3 separate regions of the Homo sapiens genome follow, and regions 2 and 3 are each linked to region 1. The links are chromatin loops, found by intact Hi-C in ENCODE. Cell type or tissue: IMR-90. All regions are shown on one strand.

Region 1 (5,000 bases):
ATGTCCATATGAAGTCGTACACAAATGTTCCTAGCAGCTTTATTCATAATAGATTGTGAATCTGCCTTAAAGACTGAGGCCAAGTTTACTTCAAAACCAGAATTTAGTTTCTCCTCAAACTGTCTGCAGAGTTCCATCTTGGCATCACGAGGGACTCTTTTGATTAGAGAGGACAAACACATCCAAGACAGCTTTGGACCAGCTGTCACGCTCACAGATGTCTGGGAACCCCAGAGCATTGCCTCGCCCTGAGTTGCTACAGACACGGGCACGCTGTCCAGGAGTAGCAAGAACCTCACCAGAAGGCCCAACTTATCCTGGGTTCTCTCCTTTAAACATTTTCTGGCCTTACCATCAAAATCCAAGCATTCACGGTCTGAATCGCCAGAGCCAGGTTGCAGAGTGCAATGAGTCCCATTCAGCAGCACCCCATGCGTTACCACAATGCTTCGAGATGGGTCACGCTCTGCCCATTTTGCAGATGGGGAAATCAGTCCCTACAGAGGTGAAGTGACTTTCCCAAAGCCTCATGGCTGGTGGATCTTGGGCTGACATTGAACCCACGTGGTCTGGCTCCTACAGTAACTGAGGGCGTGCACTTACACGTGGAATGAACTGCTGAGAATGATCTAGGAGCTGGAGCCAAGGGGAGCAGAAGGGTCTGGTCCTGTGAGGACATGCGCTGTAGATAGGTCTGTCAGCTGGGCCAGGCTGCATTTCCTGTCGTGCTCCATCAAGAGCAGGCTTGCCTCACGGACACACCTATGCCCATCAGCTGGACTTGACACCTTCCTGGGATCCGCCCAGACTAAGAGATGGGATTTTAAAAGGCTTGAGTTCTAACCTTGGCCCTTTACAAGAATTTGCTGAGTGATTCCTCACAACACCCTCTGCAGTAAGTGCTGTTAGCTTCCCCATCTGCAGTAAGTGTCATTAGCCTCCGCATTTAACAAGGGGAGGAAACAGGTAGAAAGGAGCGAAGTGTTCCCCCATCTTCTGCCACCCAGCTAGTAGCAAAGTCAGATCTAACACCCGGGTCTTTTTCTGACCCCAGATCTGGGCTCTAATCTCTGATTTCTCTGAGGCTAGAGACATAAGCCATGAGGAAAACGTTGGTGCAACAAATGAAGGTCTTAGCTCCCTTGCAGTGGAATAGCCGTTCCTGGGTTCAGCGGCAAAGCAGTGAGGGTAGCTGAGGCTGCTGGAGGCAACCGCTCAGGCCAGGCCACAGATAAAAGTGAGAGCGCACCCAGTTAAACTAAGGCCTTAATTACAGGCTTCGTTTAGAGCCTAGCAGCAAAAGCTTGCTGCAGCCCCACAGGTGCTGGACGCTGAGGAGTTCCCACCAGCCTGGCTCAGCCCTCTGCACCCAGGCAGCCCACCCCACCCCCACCTTCCGAAGGTAGAACCACGAGGACTTCCGAATCAGATGCACTTTGGAATGTGAGATGCTCGGTAAGAAGCTCATTCCAAATCTAGAAGTTCACTGGTATCGGGATGTCCTTCTCAGAGCTTTCGGTGCACAAAGAAACGGACATCTCTGCCCCTGAGGCCGCTATTCCTCACCATGCTACCAACCCAGGCTCAGCTCTCCCTCCGGGGCCTTCCCGCCGCACCCAGCCCTTCCTCCAGGTCCGCGACGGGGAGGAAACCCGGCCAGCCTCCCAGCCCGCAACCGTCCACTCCTGGCTGCCACACCCAAGGCAGTCTCTGCCTTCTCTAGAGCGAGAGCGCAGCGGGCCAGGGGAGAAGTGGAAAGACACAAAAGGCTGCGGGGCTGGGACGGCGAAGCAGCAGCCCGCACGGCAGGGGGCTTGGCAGCGGCGCCCGGGGTCGCCGATCCCCGGCTCTCGGCCAGCCCAGCCCAGCGACCCTTTCCGCGGGGGATGCTGGCCCCTGCTGGCCGCGCGAGAGATCGCAGGGTGGCTATCGCCTCGGGAGAGCAGAGAGGCCCGGGACCGGGAAGCGGTGCCCGCCCCGGGAAAGGGGCTGAGCTCTCAGGGCAGCAGCAGCACCCGGCCCCCGCGTGGAGGTGGTTAGCCTGGAGGGGAGCTGGGAGAAGGCAAGGACGGGAGGACCTGGGCGCGAGGCCCCAAGTTCTGGTCCTGTCCCCGCCGCCACCCTGGTAACAGTGCTAGCTGCCTCAGCACCTCCAGGCTCACACGTGCTATCAAACGCCTCATATCATAGTTTCTAGAAAGGAGATGAGTCAGAAGAAAGAGGTGAGAGGTCTCTAGCATGACTGGCTCTGGTCTCCCTCCAGGGCCTACCTCCAGAAGACTTCCTTCAGCCTGATGTCTTCCTCAAGACCAGCCAACCCCGAACCATGAGCTGATGGGGCCACGTGCATTTCACAGGTTACTGACTGGGTGGGCTGAATGATGGCCCCCAAAGACAGCCAGGTCCTAACCCCTGGAACCTGTGAATATTACCCTACATGGCAAAACGGACTTTGCTGGTGTGACTGAAAGCCCTTGAGTGGGGAGATTATCCCGGATTATTCAGATGGATCTTAAATGTAATCACAAGGGTCCTTCTAAAAGAGAGGCAGAGGAAGATTTTACTACAGAAGACAAACAAAGCCATATGACAAAGGAAGCAGACAGAGAGAGAGATTTGGAAATGCTATGCTGCTGGCTTTGAAGATGGGTAAGAGGCCAAGAGCCAAAGAATGCAAACACTGCAGCTCTGGATGCTAGAAAGGGCAAGGAAATGTAGAGCCCCTGCAGGCTCTGCTTACCCCTTAATTTTGGCCCAGTGAAACTGATTTCAGATTTCTGATCTGCAGAACTGAAAGAGAATAAATGTGTGTTGCTTTCAGCCACCAAGTTTGTGGCAATTTGTTACAGCAGCCACAGGACGCTAATACATGACCCTTTACTCTCTGACTCTTGTACTCAGCACTTGGGATCAAACAGTGAACCCGATAAACCTCTACACCTCCCAGGGAAATTGACCATCTCTCTGTCTCTGGATTTTAAAAAGGAACAGCCACGTAGACATTTTATCAAAGATATATGAATGGTCAATAAACACATGAAAAGAAAATGCACAAAATCATTAGCATTAGGGCAATGAAAATTAAAACCACAATGAGATACCACTTCATACTCACTAGGATGGCTATAATAAAAGACAATAACAAATGTCAAAAGTGTGGAAGAACTATAATTTTCATATATTGCTGATGAGATTGTAACATGGTACAACTGACTTGGAAAATAGTTTGGTAGTTTGTTTGGTTTTTTGAGACGGAGTCTTGCTCTGTCGGCCAGGCTGGCGTGCAGTGGTGCAATTTCGGCTCACTGCAACCTCTGCCTTTCAGGTTCAAGCAATTCTCCTGCCTCAGCCTCCCGAGTAGCTGGGATTACAGGCACCCACCACCACACCCAGCTAATTTTTGTATTTTTAGTAAAGACGGGTTTTCACAATGTTGGCCAGGCTGGTCTTGAACTCCTGACCTCTGGTGATCCACCCGCCTTGGCCTCCCAAAGTGCTGGGATTACAGGCGTGAGCCACTGTGCCCGGCCAGTTTTTAGAAGTAATTTACCCAAAATAAGCACATACTCCAAATATATGTGCATATAAGAACAGAAGCTATGAATGTTCATAGCTGCATTATTCATAGCTGCCCAAACCTAGAAATAAATGTTCACCATCAGTGAATGAAAATGTGGTATTTGCAGTGGAATATTACTCAGCAATATAAAGGAACAGATTACTGTTATGCTACAATATGGAGGAGTCTCAAGAACATTACACTAAGCAAAAGAAGCAAGACACAGAAGACCACATATTGTATTATTTATATGAAATGTCAAGAGGCAAATCCATAGAGACAGAAAGATTAGTGGTTGCCTGGGACAGGGACAGGGTGGGAATGGGAATGGGAATGCTACAAGTAGGAGTATCTTTGGAGTGATAGCATTTTAAGGTTGGATTGTGATGGTGGCACAACTCAAAATGAATTTTATGATATGCAAATTGGACCTTCAATAAAGCTGGGTCTCGGCTGGGCACAGTGGCTCACGCCTGTAATCCCAGCACTTTGGAAGGCCAAGGCGGGCAAATCACTAGGTCAGGAGATCGAGACCATCCTGGGCTAACACAGTGAAACCCTGTCTCCATTAAAAATACAAAAAAGTTATCCAGGCGTGGTGGCAGGTGCCTGTAGTCCCAGCTACTCAGGAGGCTGAGGCAGGAGAATGGCGTGAACCCAGGAGGCGGAGCTTGCAGTGAGCTGAGATCGTGCCACTGCACTCCAGCCTGGGCGACAGAGTGAGACTCCATCTCAAAATAAATAAATAAATACATACATAAATAAATAAAGCTGGGTTTTTTGTTTTATTAAAGGCAAATCTAGGATATAGGATAATAAAACCTCAAACCTCACAGGAGTATTTGCATTTTAAGAGCGGGACCTTAAAGATTTCAAAACCTACAGTATGATGGAAAGCCTGGTGACAGACCACACCTGGGGACTATGGCCCAGCACTTCTCTGGATCATCCCAGTGGGCAGCCCTACCATCCTGTACCGCAGCTATATTGTGCCACCTTTTACATTCTGGGGAGCAGTGGGAACAGAGCTGCACACTGTTTGCCTCATACCTTTACCAGGGCTCAACATGGAAGCCAGTACATGCTTCATGCAGCCACGATTCACACAAAAGCACCCCATGCCTGATGCCTCTGCTTTCCACGAGGGAGGCATGGAATCTGCTCCTCCCACCCCCAGAGCTGGGTCTGTGGAGACACTGCATTCCCCTCCTCTCAGTAGGGTCCTGCACCTCATCCCATCCAGCTCTCCCCAGCTCCACTCTGCCGACTAGGCTGCTCTCCAGGGAGGTTAAGATGTGGGAGCTGGGCCAGGAGGCTGCTGCAGCAAGATCAGAGCTGCCAATCCCATTTAGCTCTGCATCTCTCAAAACGCTAAGGCCAGCTTACAGGCACCCCTCATCCTGAAGCTTTCCTTTAAGTAAAAGAGTTCCTTCTAGAAAAC
Region 2 (5,000 bases), 320 kb before region 1:
TTTATGTTTTTCCTTGCAGTTCTTTACCTCTCTGACACTTCACTACTTTATAAGCTTCTTGAGGACAGGTTATCTTATGTCATCAAATATAAGTTATCATTGGTTTAAAGATTATTTTATATAGCAGTCATTATTTTATATAGCAGTAAGAAAGCAAAACAAACAAACAAACAAAAAACTACCAGTTATAACTGTGGGACATCCTAGATATAAGATGATCCCAATTTCACAGAAAAAAATGTGGGAGAAAAAACCATGAATCTCAGAATCAAAATTCTGCATGTCTTAACTGACTTTGTATCTTCAATAACCACCAAATGTCTGGGCATATAGAAAATCCATATTAAAATATTGCAGAATGGTTGAATAAATTAATGAATGGATTCAATCTGATTGGTGCCTTTCATCAATATGCTTTTAATGTATTAAAATAAAACAGTGGAATCAGAAAAATAAATTTTTTTAGATTTTAAAAACCAACACCAGCTGGGTGTGGTAGCTCATGCCTGTAATCTCAACACTCTGGGAGGCCGAGGTGGGAGTACTGCTTGAGCTCAGCGGTTCAAAACAGCCTAGTCAACAAAGGGAGACTCCGTCTCTACAAAATAGAAAATTAGCAAGGTATAATGGTGTGCACCTGTAGTCTCAGCTACTGGGGAGGCTGAGGCAGGACGATCGCTTGAGCCCAGGAGTTCAAGGTTGCAGTGAGCCATGATCACAACACTGCACTCTAGCCTGGGTGACAGAGCAAGACCTTGTCTCAAATGTAAAAACAAGAAACTAAAACCTATGGATATAATTTACAAATGTAATGGTTCTGGATTTAATTGGGTAATCTAAAACACCAGGAAGAGAAAAAAAATTTTGTTTCCTAAATATAACTGTTGTGGCTTCATATTTTTAAAAAACCCTACAATGTCAACTGTCTGGATGAACAGATGTTATTCTATTACAGTAGATAAAAATGAAACATAGTGTTTTATAGTATCCATTCTTATCTACACTAATAAGTAAATGGATTGTAAATGATCCAAAAGAAATACTTGTTGTTAATCCTAGATTAAATTTATAAGGGGAAGATATCCTAAATCAAAAGATAAAAAGAAAAATATTTTAAGTTTAGTCCAAGTGAGATGTTACAAGTTGCCTTGTCATTGCTTTGAGATAACAGTAAAGTCTAGAAATCATTGAGAGGTGTAAGTGGTAGAAAGGAATGGAAAAACTAAAATCCTGCAACAATAAAATTTAGAAATCTAGTTTTCTTTCCTTTATATTCTTCTGTGTCCTCTAGAAAGGAACATTATAAAAATAGCTACTCCTTACCAAGCTAGATGCTTTACATACATTATTTCCAATCTTCAATAACCTGTGGAGTAGATATTAATACCATCATTTTATACATGACTACATGGAAGCTGTGAAATATTAAATGACTTATCTAAGGTTGCATAGCCAGTAAGTGGCAGAACCACCTCTAAAATTTCAACTCTAAAGTTTCTGGTCCAAAGAAGAAAGCTCAGACAAAACGGAGAAATCAGAAACAAGAGAACCAATAAAATGAAAATAGCATTATGTCAATTTGCACAAAGAAGCAGTAAGGTTGCCTTGAGAAAAAATATTAAGAATTCTAGTGACTGATAAATTCTAGAATTCCATTTTATAATGTCTAACAGTAGTGAAATAATTAACCCAAATAACTTCTAAACTGTATATAAACAATAATTAAAGACTACCTTCACTAATCTGATACATATATTCTTCACAGACTTACCACTACAGAAGACTGATTAAAAGCTTCCCTATGATTCTACAATTTCAAATGATCTCTTTTCATCTTTCTTATTAAGGTAGCTAGTTATTGCAGTAGGGGTTAAGGGCAAAGGCCCTGGAGAAAGACAAGACTGGATAAAATCCCAACCTGTTAGCTATATAACTGTGGGCAAGTTACTTAACCTCTCTAAACCTCACTTTCTTTACCTGTAAAATAGGGTTATATCTGACTCACACCAGAGTTATTATAATGAGCAAATGAGATAATGTGTATAAAGCATTCTATTATACATAGTACCTGGTACATAGTAAGGGTCCAATAAATTTGTTACAGTGATATATATTTGGAGACTTCTGTTTTATTGGGATATTTTATATTAAATATAACTTCACTCTTTGTTACTAATGCTACTACTGGACATTACGGTTAAAGTCTCAACATTTCTTTATTAACTGTGGGGTTGTAACACAATGTGCAAAGAAAAGAAAGGTATTACAATTCCATTCAAAGAGCATACCTTTTCAGTGTCAGGACAATATACCAACAGAATTTCTAACAAAACCGAGGTTTTACAAGACAAAGAGAAGAACTTTAGCTCTTTGAAATTCACTAATTCTTTTGCATGAAATGTGAAAGCACATTAAAATGTAAGGGAAAGTATAACATTGTAACATGTTATTGCTACATAATGATCAGCAAAAGTCAATTTCATCATTCACCACTGAGGGGAGCTATAACCTAGGAGAGGTTTATATATAGAATGCCAAGGTTATTTTAAAACTTTCCCATACCTTACAATATTCATTTCATCAACTCTCTTATTAAAATATATTTTAAATAAATTTGACAAGCATACCCCAATTCTCTTTTGGAGACTTTAGAAATAATAAGGTGGCTCATTATAACTATGTAATCATAAAGACGGGGGATCCTTATCCCTCTTCCTTTTTTCTCCATAGAGCATTTATGTAACCTACTATATATATTTAGCATACATTATGTATTTATTTTATCTAACATACTAAATCTTTCATACAGTAATTTTTATCCTCTCTCTCACACACACACATATGAGTGTAAACTACACAGCGATGAGATTTGTTAACTTGTTATCTGGTTTTTTTTGTTTTGTTTTGTTTGAGACAGGGTTTCACTTAGTCATCCAGGCTGGAGTGCAGTGTCACGATCACAGCTCACTGCAGCCTTGACCTTCTGGGCTCAAGCAATCCTCCCACCTCAGCCTCCTGAACAGTCAGGACCACAAGCATATGCCACCACGTCCAGTTAATTTTTTTTATTTTTTTGTAGACTGAGTCTCCTTTGTGTTGCCCAGGCTGGTCTTGAATCATATGTTTTATACACCACCATTTCCAATGCCTAGAACAGTATCTAGCACATAATACACGCTCAATGAATACTTAAGTGCTGAATGAATGAATACTGAATCATCTATTTAAAAGGTTAAAAATCTCTCATTAGATTATGTCAAGTAAAGCAAACTGCTAATACTTGAAAAATGCAACGTCTACTTATATCAAATTTTGGTTTAAAGAAAATGTCTAAGAACATTTCTTTCTTCCTTTCTTTTCTCTCTTTTTTTTTTTTTTCTTTTTGAGACAGAGTCTTGCTCTGTCGCTCAGGCTGGAGTGCAGTAGCACGATCTTGGCTCACTGCAACCTCTGCCTCCCAGGTTTAAGTGATTTTTCAGCCTCAGCCTCCTGAGTAGCTGGGATTACAGTCATGCACCACCATACCTGGCTAATTTTTGTATTTTTAGTAGAGACGCTGTTTCACCATGTTGGCCAGAATGGTCTCCAACTCCTGACCTCAAGTGATCCACCCGCCTTGGCCTCCCAAAGTGCTGGGATTACAGGTGTGAGAGACTATGCCCAGCCTAAGAATATTTAATCCCACAGATGGTAATACAGACAAATCTCATGAGATTGGCTTATGCAAGTTCAATAAAGTTGATCAGAAGAGCTCCTACTGTAACAGCATATGGATCCTTCACATGCTGTTTTACTGCCTCTAGGGTCTACTTTTCAAATTTTCTTCTGTATAGTTGATGGATGTTACTCACGTTATTCTTCTCTCTCTCTTTTTTTTTTTTTTTTTTTTTTTTTTTTTTTTTTTGAGATGGAGTCTTGCTGTATCACCTAGGTTGGAGTGCAGTGGCGCGATCTCGGCTCACTGCAACCTCCATCTCCCTGGTTCAAGCAATTCTCCTGCCTCAGTCTCCCGAGTAGCTGGGATTACAGGCGCACGCCACCAAGCCCAACTAATTGTTTTGTATTTTTAGTAAAGATGGGGTTTCACCATGTTGGCCAGACTGGGCTCGAACTCCCGACCTCAGGCAATCTGCCTGCCTTGGCCTCTCAAAGTGCTGGGATTACAGGTATTTTTCTCTTAAAAAGAATAATCCTTACAGGATTTATAACAGTTCACAGAGTTTAACTATACCATTCATTCACTCACTCCTTCAATAAATATTTATTGAGAAGCTACTACCCCAAAGGTAGTATGGTTTGAAAAAAAAATTGTGGTAGATACAGAGATGAATGAAATAAAACTTTTCCCTCGTTAAATCTACTTATGCAAGTAGGGGTCCTGTACACATCTCAGAAAACTGGCCTAGATTTTCCAGAGCAGGTAAAAAGAGTTAATACACCTAGACAGAGAAAAAAAAATTATTCTCAAATCTCACTATACAGGAGTTGATATTGGCAGAAAGAAATTAATGTCCTCCTGAAAACTGAAGAGGGAGATCTACCCCATTCTCGTCTATCTTCCAGGTGAGAATATAGCACTTCCTTTGTTTTGTTTGTCTCGTTTCGGTTTAATTACATAAACTCATCCTTTTGATATAGTTCATAATTTATGACAGTTGCCCTAATTTAGAGTATATAAATTAGTGTATTCTCTTGAGTTAATGTATTTCAAATGCTTTGGTCATAACATGTACATCTGTGCTCTTTCCCATGCATTAAGAATATAGCAATTTCACAATCCTTCTGAAATCTCATAACTTCATAATATGAAAGTAAATCTATAATGGACCTGATCTCACTACCAAACTTCTCAGCTCTTTAGTCCTAAACATGGCCCAGTTACTGCCAGGGAATAAACAAAAAATTCCTTTTGTCACTGAGATACATACCAAAGTCAGGCATAGAAAGGAAGAATATTACACAAAGCATGTGATAAGCCTGTTATAAAGACATTTTAGAAC
Region 3 (5,000 bases), 210 kb before region 1:
AATAGCAAGAAAAAGCATGCATGGGGCAGTGATTTCCAAATTTTGAATTTTATAGGCCAGTGCAAGAATTTTGGAAACTGACATCAGGTTGCTTAATACTTCCTTTTTGCCCAAAATCTTCCTAGTAACTCTTTAGACTTATATCATTTTGTTAACAAAAATAAATAAATTGTAAAAGCAAAAAGGTAGGAAGGACACAGTATCAGAAGTTTATATTCTGAAAATGAATACATTCAGTATCAGGAAAAACTCACCTTACTCTTCCACTTATCTGTTTTTTCATTCATTAGCCAAATATTTATTAAGTGATAGGCACCAGAAATTTTTCTAGGTGGTAAACATGACAGGGAAGGTCCCTGTATTCAGGGAGCTTGCTTTCTTTCTTTCTTTCTTTCTTTCTTTCTTTCTTTCTTTCTTTCTTTCTTTCTTTCTTTCTCTCTCTCTCTCTCTCTCTCTCTCTCTCTCTCTCTCTCTCTCTCTCTCTCTCTCTTTCTTTCTTTCTTTCTTTCTTTTGTATCAGAAAACAGGTCATGGAAACCTCATAACCAACCAGTGTCAACCCAGTCACTGGCCCATGCACAGGCATCTGGAAGCTATGGCATGACTACTTAGACACTGATAAGAAGGTCCAGTCCCTGCTTCTAAGCTCTGAAGGAGGAAGCAGGAAGCTGTCACAACATGCAGAGACTGTGAGTGTAGAGGCAGATGAGCAAAAGCAGCAACCCTGCCCAAGCATCTTCTCCCTCGGGCCAGTGAGCGTGTGCTGGGCTGAGGACAAGCCCTCAGGCCATTACTCTTTGTGAGTACAACCCCTATCTATATAAATAGAAAATTATCATTTTTCTAGAAGTTATCATTTTTCACCATGAAGGACAACAACATATAATTTAGTCCAAAGAATCCCAAAATACAGGGCACAAGTGATGTGAAACAGTTGTCAAAGTGTGGAGATAAGTCTTAAGAAAAGACAGAGGGGAATGAGATAGTCTCAGCCTGACTATATTGGGAGTTCCTCAGTTTGTTTCTCACCAGGATTCCAAAGAAAATAGCTGGATGTTGTGAAATATGAGCTTTCAAAAGTGCTATAGAAAACTTTTAGCACTGTTCAAAGCTGGGAGCACTCAGCCAATAAAAATAAGATACTTGCTCTTATTCTGAAATCCCAAATTAAACAAACTAAGGTCAGAGTAACAACTGTGTTTCACTCTAGCATGCCTCAGTGAGAAACTGGAGGAGACAGCCCTGGGACTGAAAAGCCCCCTGTACCACCTTGAACTGTTAGATTCAATAAGATGACATTGTATTTATATTGTGCTTTCTTTCTAAAAGTCACAATCAAGGGAATGTAGCACCTAACATAAACCATCAGAACTTGTCACAATACCTTCCATATGTAATATACTGAGAGTCTCACATGACAGTCTCCAGTATCCTAGCCTAAGATTTGTAAAATGGAACAAAAACACATTCTCTATTCCAGAGAAACTCTTCAGAGCTCAAATATGTGTTTAGGAGAGAGAGAGAGAGAGAGAGAGAGAGAAGAGAGAAAGAGAGAAAGAGAGACAGAGAGAGAGAGAGAGAGAGAGAGAAGAGAGAAGAGAGAGAGATGTAAAAACCCAATGACATTTTCCAGGGCCTCAGTTTCTAGAACTTTTTCTTGCAGCATTGCACTGCAGAGGAAGAAGGAGGCAAAGTTTGTGAGTGTCAGCTTCCTGAACACTTTGACAATAAGAGCAAAAAGAAAATGATCAAGAAACTATAAGCAGAAGGTTCCTCCTCATCACAGCATTTCAGGAATAAAAAGAAAAAGATTTACTAAAATTAGCCACAGTGTTAAACCCTAAAGCAGAAAGCTTTAAATAAGGCAAATGGTCTAAATGCAGAGCTTCAGGCAACTTTATCAACTTCATGTTATACATCATAGCTAGCAAATTAATTATTCCCAGATGTTGGGATGAAGAATGCTGCTGAATTGTTTTGCTTCTCCAACTTTTCAGTATAAACACACACTCACAGGGTTACATTCCCTTTTTTGGCTCCCAACATGCAAGTAATTATACACTGTGCAGGATAATGTTGGATGAGCTCTCAAATGAATACCAAGCAAGTTCTGGGTTCTGTCAGCCTTTTGGATACCATGTCCACAAGCATTTTTTTCTGACAGTCTTTAGTAACAACTTGTAAACAAACTGTTTCTAGTTAAAAAAAATATTCAACAGCAGTACAACCTCATTTATAAATTATTCCAAACTCCTTTAGAGCTGGAGAGGGATAAATTCACCTTAAATATAGTGCAGCTCCTTTTTGCATCAAGAACAGTTTTTCTACAATCCTTGTGAGCAGGGCTCATAATTCATAATAGTTTTTATATTTTTACATTCCTTATGTTTTGCCAACATGTAAACAAAGAGAAGAAAAAAGCAGGTTATGAATCAAGTGTGAATTGAGAATGTGTTTAGGATTAAACACAGATTCTATGACCATGGCCAGAATGAAGAGAGTAAAGGGTCATATTTTCTAATCCAGCTCCAAAGTTTCATAGGACAAATTTCTGCTGTCAGGTGAGTCATGGAGGGATTTTTTAGGGGGCTACCTGAGGCCTTCACACTTCTTGGAATAAACAAACCTGATGAATTTGTCCTGGGTCGTCATATAATGAGGCACAGGTGTGTGTGTAAAATATAGAAGTGGGGGAGATAAAGACAACACAGGGAAAAACTTAGAAATGGTTAAAGAAAAAAAACACATTTTTTGCAGAAGGGAGAAGTTCTGTAGTTCTGCCAACTGCAACACAAATGACAGGAAAAGTTCAAGGAAAGTTGATATCTAAAAAGAAATAAATAAAAGGAAATTCAATGAGAAACAATATTCAGGTCAGGTCAAAGCCTAGAGAAAAATGCGCATTCAGAAGTGGGCTGCCATCCTGCTTTTTCTGAAGTGAACAGCTGCTGGGTATTGAAACCAGCCCTCACGGTTGGGTCCCTGCCACCATGGCAACACTCTGGTTTCTGAGCTGGAGTGGCCAAGGCACAATGGGGTGGTTCCATGGCCCAGAAGCACTCTAGCTACAGATTAGGTAGGTTGTGTGTGTGTTTTTTCCTTTGTGTATATTTGGGGGACTTTGATTCCTGGGTTTGTGTTCGGCTATTGGAAACTTTTCTAACCTATCATAAGCCCTGACCTAAGCAGCAAATTTTCATGCAAATAGCAGCATGGAAAGGAAGAACTGAGGTGTTCAACAGGCAAATAATGTATTTCCAGTCTCTTTTAAATGATTTCTTACAAATCTCTAGCAGGTTCTGGGCATTTGTAACTGGTCCCTTGCATTGTACCTTTAGGATGTTTTTTAAAATAGTGCTTAGCTTGCTTTTTATATTTTTAGTTTATAATAACACATGATCCTAAAAGGAAAAGCTATCATAATCTTGTAAACTGAAAAAGTTAGCGAATAAAGACTTTGATATTAAAAATATAGCCTATAGCTTATATATTATATATGCAGAGCTCCAATAATTAGCACATTCAACTGTTGAATTCACCATCACGGTTTCATTAGTATTGCAAGCTAAAAATTTTATCTACTAGTTAAGTATAAAGAAAATTCCAAAATAATAACCTCATAATGTAGCATAGTAAGTGATAGCATAGACTTTAGAGCCAAACTGCTTGAGTTCCAATCCTGGCATTTATTAGCTGTGTAATTTTGGGCAAGTTACTTAAACTGTCTATGACTTTATTTCCCCTCTATAGAATGATGACAAGAGTAATACCTTCCTAGTGAAGATGACTGTGAGTATTAAGTGAATTTATATTTGTAAAGTGCTTAAAATAGTGTTTGGTTAGTATCATGTAAGTGCTTAAAAATAAATAAGTAAATACATAAATAATTTAAAATTATTTTTTAAATAATTTAAACCTTTTTTGATAGTGGGAAATGCCACCTTTGGAATTCAGGACAGCACAGTATATTTCTATATCTATATTCCCACTCAGAAAATGTTAAACTTCTTATTTACATCTAAGACTTGTAACTCACTTGGAGTCATGCAAGGCTCCTTGAATTGATAAAGCAGCTTGTTTGTGAATTTAGCCAATTTGTAAGTGAGCAAGGGGGAGGGCTTTGAGAAATATATACTAGATCTTCTGATTCATTTAGATCCTTCAAATGCTTAAGTGTTCATTACAAGCACAAGGCACAGTGCTTGCTAAACTGAGCAAGCACAAGATGCCACCCCATGCTGAGATACCCATCGCTGTACTCTCCTAGCAGTAGCCAAGCAGTCTCAGCCTCCGAGGGATGGAAAGCCCAGCACTTTTTCACCTCCGTAACAGGTTGGGTTGTATCATTTCTAGCATGGCTTGTTCAAGGGCTTTCCATTTCATCCTAGATTTCCACTGGTACTGAAGAGCCCACTCATGTGCTCAGATGCACAATTTTCATGGTATCCATTCATATTAGGCCATGCCATTTCTTACAAAGTGTGGAAATGCATTATCTTCTGTTGTGGGGCTGCCTGAAACTGGCTCTGCTACACAATCCTGTTCTTCTGTTTACACGTCACTAGTTGAGTATGTGAAGACATTTTGTGGTTAGGTGTCAATGGTTGCAAAATGCTTTCACAAATCTTGTTAGGATATTTGGGTGCATTCCAAACAAATATGCTATTCCACTACCCAGAGGATCTATAACTTTTTGGAATCCAGTCTAGCTGGAGCTAAGAGGTTAACATTTTAGCCATTGTTTTCAAATTGAGTCACATATGTTCAGTTCTAAGAACAAGGATTAGAAGTCATTCTGGGACCTCAAAGAAAATCAACATCTATCTCAGTTTGCAAAATGGCAAAATTCTATTTGTATGTAATGAGGGTGTTTCCCCCTTTACAATTATTCAAAATGGGGTCACGTAAGCAAGGAAAAGTGAGTACATCTAAGCATAGGGCTGAGTGCTGAAAGGACAAAGACTGAAATTAGTAGGTCACCTCAGAGTTTAACATATATC

What was found. A loop is a pair of places that touch in the nucleus more often than their neighbours do. Peaks named below come from ENCODE experiments on the same cell type or tissue, not always from the same donor. Only the 100,000 strongest peaks of a DNase experiment are listed, where the experiment ranks them.
Region 2: a loop joins it to region 1, with 13 times the contacts of the local background. A loop is called at or near these places in 107 of 110 quality-filtered maps.
Region 3: a loop joins it to region 1, with 5 times the contacts of the local background. A loop is called at or near these places in 2 of 110 quality-filtered maps.

Annotation. Positions count from the first base shown.
Region 1 is chr2:62,454,015-62,459,014 of GRCh38, reverse strand. The region is part of intron 4 of LOC105374764 (a long non-coding RNA gene); the gene reads right to left. It also overlaps a transcript of TMEM17 not described here. Among named protein-coding and RNA genes, the nearest start is that of TMEM17, 50 kb to the left of the region's middle. RefSeq lists a silencer at 1,627-2,186. In IMR-90, a CTCF peak has its summit at 1,894 (motif pointing left); a DNase peak (open chromatin) is centred at 2,204; H3K4me3 peaks cover 496 bases; H3K27ac peaks cover 635 bases.
Region 2 is chr2:62,772,755-62,777,754 of GRCh38, reverse strand. All of the region lies in intron 5 of EHBP1 (EH domain binding protein 1), which reads right to left. Among named protein-coding and RNA genes, the nearest start is that of EHBP1, 70 kb to the right of the region's middle. In IMR-90, a CTCF peak has its summit at 2,501; a DNase peak (open chromatin) is centred at 2,924.
Region 3 is chr2:62,660,684-62,665,683 of GRCh38, reverse strand. No RefSeq gene overlaps it. Among named protein-coding and RNA genes, the nearest start is that of EHBP1, 43 kb to the left of the region's middle. RefSeq lists an enhancer at 3,052-3,101. In IMR-90, no CTCF peak of the experiment used is centred here; DNase peaks (open chromatin) are centred at 1,063, 2,013 and 4,603; H3K27ac peaks cover 2,230 bases.